Regions from separate parts of the Homo sapiens genome. Here region 2 is linked to region 1. Evidence: chromatin loops called from intact Hi-C (ENCODE). Cell type or tissue: gastrocnemius medialis. All regions are shown on one strand. Each heading gives the region's core, and the rest is flanking DNA. Links, peaks and the distances in the headings are about the cores only.

Region 1 (2,917 bases), core at 318-2,817:
AATGCATCAATTGACAAGTCCGAAGCTCCAAAGCAATCCTTACTGTTAAAAGCCCTCTCCCAAGTCACAGCCTACTGAGGGCACGTTATCTAATAACCCCAAGGCTTTTACCAAATAGAGTTAGTCTTATGAAGTGAACATAATACTCAATGAGAAACTGGAGATTTGTTTTTCCATTCAGTAAATATTTAAGGAGTACCTATGTGTGTCAGCCACTATTCTAACAGCATTAACACAATAGCAAAAGTCCCTGACTTCATGGAACTTACATTCTAATGAGCAGACAGTAGCAATAAACAAATAAGTATATGATATAAAGAAATATGCAGAAAATAAGATAAGGAAAAGGGATGGAGAGTAACAGAGGGATATTATTTTATTTAGAATGTCATGAAAGGCCTCTGCTATAAAGATGTCATTTGAACAGATCTGAATGAAGTGAAGGAATAAGTTGTCCATATCTGGGGAAGAGGTTCCAGGAAACAAGGGCAAAGATCCTGAAGTTTGTGAGTTTTCTGTCTAGTAGGTGGGATAGCGGAGGTGTCATGGAGGCCACCATGGCTGAAGTGAAGTGATCAAGGGGAAGACTAGTAGGAAATGAGGTCAGAAGGTAGGGACATGGATTAAAGTGAAGCTTAGGGGCCATTAGGAACATTAGCATCCTGCCCGCCCCCCTACCCCCTCCCCCGCCCCAGGGAAGGAAAAGCCATTGGAGGGCTGGGGCAAAAGAGTGACATCCTCGGACATATATATACATATATATATTTTTTTTTTTTTTTTTTTGAGACAGAGTCTCACTCTGTCACCCAGGCTGGAGTGCAATGGCACGATCTTGGCTCACTGCAACCTCCGCCTCCTGGGTTCAAGCGATTCTCCTGCCTCAGCCTCCCGAGTAGCTGGGATTACAGGTGTGCATCACCACACCCAGCTAATTTTTGTATTTTTGGTAGAGATGGGGTTTTGCTACGTTGGCCGGGAATGTCTCGATCTCCTGACCTCGTGATCTGCCCACCTTGTCCTCCCAAAGTGTTGGGATTACAGGCGTGAGTGACCGCACCCGACCCCACACTTATATTTTTTAAAGATCTCTCTAACTGCTGTATCAGTCAGAAAAATAGGATAAAGAGTGGCAAAGACAGAAGACAATCGCGGACTGTCACTGTAGTTTAGGTCAGAGCACATCTAACCGTAACATACAAATGAACCACCTGGGCATTGACAGAAAATGTCATTCTGATTCATTCTGTTGGAGGTGAGACTGAGATCTCGCATTTCTAACAAGCACCCAGGCAAGCTGGGGCTGCTGGGCCACAGACCACCCTTTGCGTGGCAAGGGTATAAGTGGCATAGAACAGTGGCTTGCAAGATAGAGGTGAAACGGACGAGAAATCCTCAGATTTTGAATCTACTTTGAAGGAAGAGCCAACAGGATTGTCGGTGAATTGCAGGTGAGGTATGAGGTAAATCAATGAGGTTTTGGACCAAGCACTGAAACACACAGAGGCACCATTTTATGAAGATGCGATCTCAGAAAGAACTTGTTTAGGAGTTAAAAAAGAAAGAGAGAGAAAAGAAAACAACCAAAAGTTTAATTCTGGACATTGTAAGTTAGAGATGCCTGTTAGAAATCCCAGTGATGGACTTGAGTAATCATCTGGGAATATGATTCCAGAATTCAGAGGTGAAGTCTGGGCTTGAGATATAAATTTGAGAATTGCCAGCTTGCAGTTTATTTGTAAAGCTCTGGAGCTGGACAACATTACAGAAGGCGTGAGGGTAGTTGGAAGAGAGCACTGAGACCTGGAGTACTCCAGTATTTGGAAATTGGGAAGACGGCCAGGTGCAGCAGGAGTCAGAGAAGCAGCCCCAGTTGGGAAATAGGAAAGGAGAGAGTCCTCTGGAAGTCAAATGAACAAAGCATTTCAAGAAAGAGATTGATTACTTACAATCAATGCTGCCAGTAGATCAATATGATGAAGACTGAGAACAGAACATTGGATCTGGCAACATGGAGGCCACCATGGCCTCACTGACAGCAGTGTCCGTGGAGTGATAGTGATGAGAATCTGTCCAAGAGAGAACGGGAAGAGGAGAAGTATAGACAGAGGACACACAATTCTTTAAAGCAATTTTGCTGTAAAATGCAACAGAAATTGGACAGTAGTGGGAGATAGATTTTTTTTTAGTGAGATGGGTGAAGTGCTGTTATTAGCATTTTATTATTCTTATGGGGATAGGGAGAAAACCTGATGATTCATAGGCAGGAAATGTTGTCCTGTAGTAGATGAGAGGGTGTGGCCAGAGACAAGCCCGTGCTTTCATAGTATTGAGGGTAGAACACAGTTGCAGGTGGGTAATAAGTTTGCTCCAAGAAGCATGTATGAGTTCTGCTGGGCGTGATGGCACACATCTGTAGTCCCAGCTACTTGGAAGACCGAAGCCCGAGACGGGCTTGAACCCAGGAGCCCTGGGCCGTAGTGTGCTATGCCAATCAAGTGTCTACACTAGGTTTGGCATCAATATGGTGACTTCTCAGGAGCAGAAACCATAAGGTTGCCTAAGGAGGGGTGAACCAGCCCATGTCAAAACCAGAGCAAGTCAAAACTCCCATACTGATCAGTACTGTGATCCTGCCTGTGAATAGGCACTACACTCCAGCCTGAGCAACATAGCCAGACCTAATTCTCTCTTTTTTTTTTTCTTTTGAGGTGGCGTTTCGCTCTTGTGGCCCAGGCTGGAGTGCAATGGTGCAATCTTGGCTCACTGCAACCTCTGTCTCCTGGGTTCAAGCGATTCTCCTGCCTCAGCCTCCCAAGTAGCTGTGATTACAGGCGTGCACCACCACACCCAGCTAATTTTTGTATTCTTAGTAGAGACAGGGTTTTGCCATGTTGGCCAGGTTGATCTGGAACTCCTG
Region 2 (2,917 bases), core at 324-2,823, 54 kb after region 1:
TCAGATGACCAAAGGAATATAGACAGTGGACAGATGGCTCATGTGGGAAAACTCTCAGGAGGACCTAGGCAGAATTAGGCATAGGCAGAATTGAGAACCTTCTTGAAAAGCATGTCATTCAAAAGAGGCCACGTTGCCGAAAGCTGAGACTCATTTAATGATCAGCATTGTGGCAGTCTGCAAGAGTGAGATGTCCAGTTGAATGTTATCTGGTAAGGTGATTTTGTGACAACTCACATTTTCCCGTCTTTATTCGTCTATCTTCATTCTTTAAAGAGCAATTGATGTGGAATCTGGCACCCAGAGTGGCTTTTCAGAAAATAGCATCCCTTGCAGAATGGTGCTTAAATATGGCTGTTTAGATTTAAATGTGCCTCTAATTACATGTCTCTAATCAGGTTCCTGATTTATCTTGCAAAATAGCAAATCTGGCTATTGGAATCCAGGTATCCTTTAAGCCTTACATCATTAGGTTTGAGATGCTGCAGCAAACTTCCAGACTTTTATTAGATGGTGCTGTTGATTGAGAAAGTGGCTTTCTAGAGTGAGTCTTCTCTGGATAGGCCAAACTCATCTCCCAAGCCAGAGATTCATTCAGCAGCAGTTCCTGAACTGACTGCTTGTGGGAGGCTGTCCTTGGGGTTTCCCACAGGTGGGAGAACAACTGTCGGGGAAGGAGGGAAGGAAGGAGCTGTAACAAAATTCAGGGGTAGGAATTCAGGAGCAGAGTTATAGTTGAGAAAGGAAGCAAAGCCTGGCTGGCTGCCCTGGAACTCAGCCAACACTGGGGCAAGTTAGGAGTGAGGGTGCAAGGTCTCACTGGCACCCGGGCCCAGGTGGAGCTAGACTGGAAGGGAGACTATGTGCCTGAGCTCATGCCCAGAGGTCACCTGGCTCATGGTGCCCTGGCCACACTCTTCCAGATGAGACAAATGCCAAGGTCCTTCTCTGCAGTGGGCTTGCTTACAACAGTGCAAGCAGATCTCACAGAGCAAAAGTCTAGATGAAAAAAGAAAAAGAAGGTAGTGGGAGGCAGTGAAATTTGCAAACAGAAATGCTTTAAATGACCCACTTCGTTGACCTGGAGGTTATCTATTTTTAGAACAAAAATTGGGAACATTTTGACATACAAATTAATATTGAATATTTTCTATGCATTGCTTTTTAGCAGTTGTTCGTAAGATTTCTGCAGTACTCTCCATTGTGTAGAATGCAGGCTACCCCTTTGTAATCAGAAGACCACAGGGCTCTAGCAGGGCATATTGGCATCAATTCCCTCCCACTACATGATTTCGGCTTGTATTTCTGTCTGCTCTCCTTAGCTGAGCTTGCCTAGGATGTAGATTGCTTCTTCCATCTTTCCCTCCCAATATGGAGGTTCTGCAGATCTGGTCATTCACATTAATAAGCATCTCAGCCCTCTATAAACCAGAGACTTTTCCCAAACCATGAATTTCTATGACAGCAAGGATTAATAATAGGAGGGTAGAGTTAGAGTTCTCAATCTGAATTTATTACAGCCTATTTTGGGTGAAATACCAAAACCATATGGTGGCAACAAGACAGACTATGTGTTTGTTTTATTTGATTTTTATAGGCCTTTATGTGTGTTTACAGGTTTATTTTTAAAAGGGGACGTTTCTTCCATAACAATATGCTTAGTTCTTTGAAAGCAGATGAGAAATTCAAGAACATAAAGGAAATGTTTTAACCAATTCTTTTCCTAAGGAGTGAAAGACAAAAAGGAAAACTGGGCTAGGTGTGGTGGCTCACGCCTGTAATCCTAGCACTTTGGGAGGCCAAGGTGGGCGGATAACCTGAGGTCAGGAGCTCAAGACCAGCCTGGCCAATATGGTGAAATCCCAGCTCTACCAAAAATACAAAAATTGGCCGGGTGTGGTGGCGGGTGCCTGTAATCCCAGCTACTCAAGAGGTTGAGGCAGGAGAATCGCTTGCACCCAGGAGGCGGAGGTTGCAGTGAGCCAAGATCACACCACTGTACTCCAGCCTGGGTGACAGAGGGAAACTCTATCTCAAAAAAAAAAAAAAAAAAAAACACTGAAACATAGCATCCCAGAATCATAGTTCTGGAGAGGAATGTAAACTTAATGACCTGCCTGGATTAGAGCTTCACTAGTATATGAACAGATCACATGCCATTAAGATAGAACCTATACTTGAACAGCATTTTGTAGAAGGTGATGTGCATACAGGCTGGTGACTTCCACATCTGTATCTCCAGAGCACCGGGTATGCACATTTAACTGCCTACTGGACAACCCCACCTGCATGGATCCTCGGCCAGGCAGGCAGACTCACCACAACCCTACATTTACACTCTTCACTCCTCCTTGAGAGCCAAATCAGGAATTCAGTCTCATTCACAATTGCTACAGAAAGAATAAAATACCTAGGAGTACAACTAACCAGGGAGGTAAAAGATCTCTACAATGAAGACTAAAAAACACTGCTGAAAAATATCAGAGATGACACAAACAAATGGAAAAACAATCCATACTCATCGATAGGAAGAATCAATATGGTTAAAATGGCCAGACTGCCCAAAGCAATTTATAGACTCAACGCTGTTTCCATCAAACTATCAATGATATTCTTCACAGAACTAGAAAAAACGATCTTAAAATTTATATGGTACCAAAAAAGAGCTGAAACAGCCAAGGCAATCCTAAGCAAAAAGAATGAAGCTGGGGCTACAGTAACTAAAACATCATAGTACTGGTACAAAAACAGATACATAAACCAAGGGAATAGAATACAGATCCCAGAAGTAAGACCACAAGTAAGATCTTCAACAAAGCTGACAAAAACAAGCAATGGGGAAAGGACTCTCTATTCAATAAACGGTGCTGGGATAACTGGATAGCCATATGCAGAAGATTGAAACCCGACCCATTTC

Evidence for each region. Peaks named below come from ENCODE experiments on the same cell type or tissue, not always from the same donor. Only the 100,000 strongest peaks of a DNase experiment are listed, where the experiment ranks them.
Region 2: a loop joins it to region 1, with 2.0 times the contacts of the local background. A loop is called at or near these places in 3 of 110 quality-filtered maps.

Annotation. Positions count from the first base shown.
Region 1 is chr18:6,599,151-6,602,067 of GRCh38, forward strand. The region is part of intron 2 of LOC107985176 (a long non-coding RNA gene); the gene reads right to left. It also overlaps the pseudogene RN7SL282P. Among named protein-coding and RNA genes, the nearest start is that of LINC01387, 89 kb to the left of the region's middle. In gastrocnemius medialis, for the core only: no CTCF peak of the experiment used is centred there; a DNase peak (open chromatin) is centred at 1,835.
Region 2 is chr18:6,653,262-6,656,178 of GRCh38, forward strand. No RefSeq gene overlaps it. Among named protein-coding and RNA genes, the nearest start is that of ARHGAP28, 75 kb to the right of the region's middle. In gastrocnemius medialis, for the core only: no CTCF peak of the experiment used is centred there; no DNase peak of the experiment used is centred there.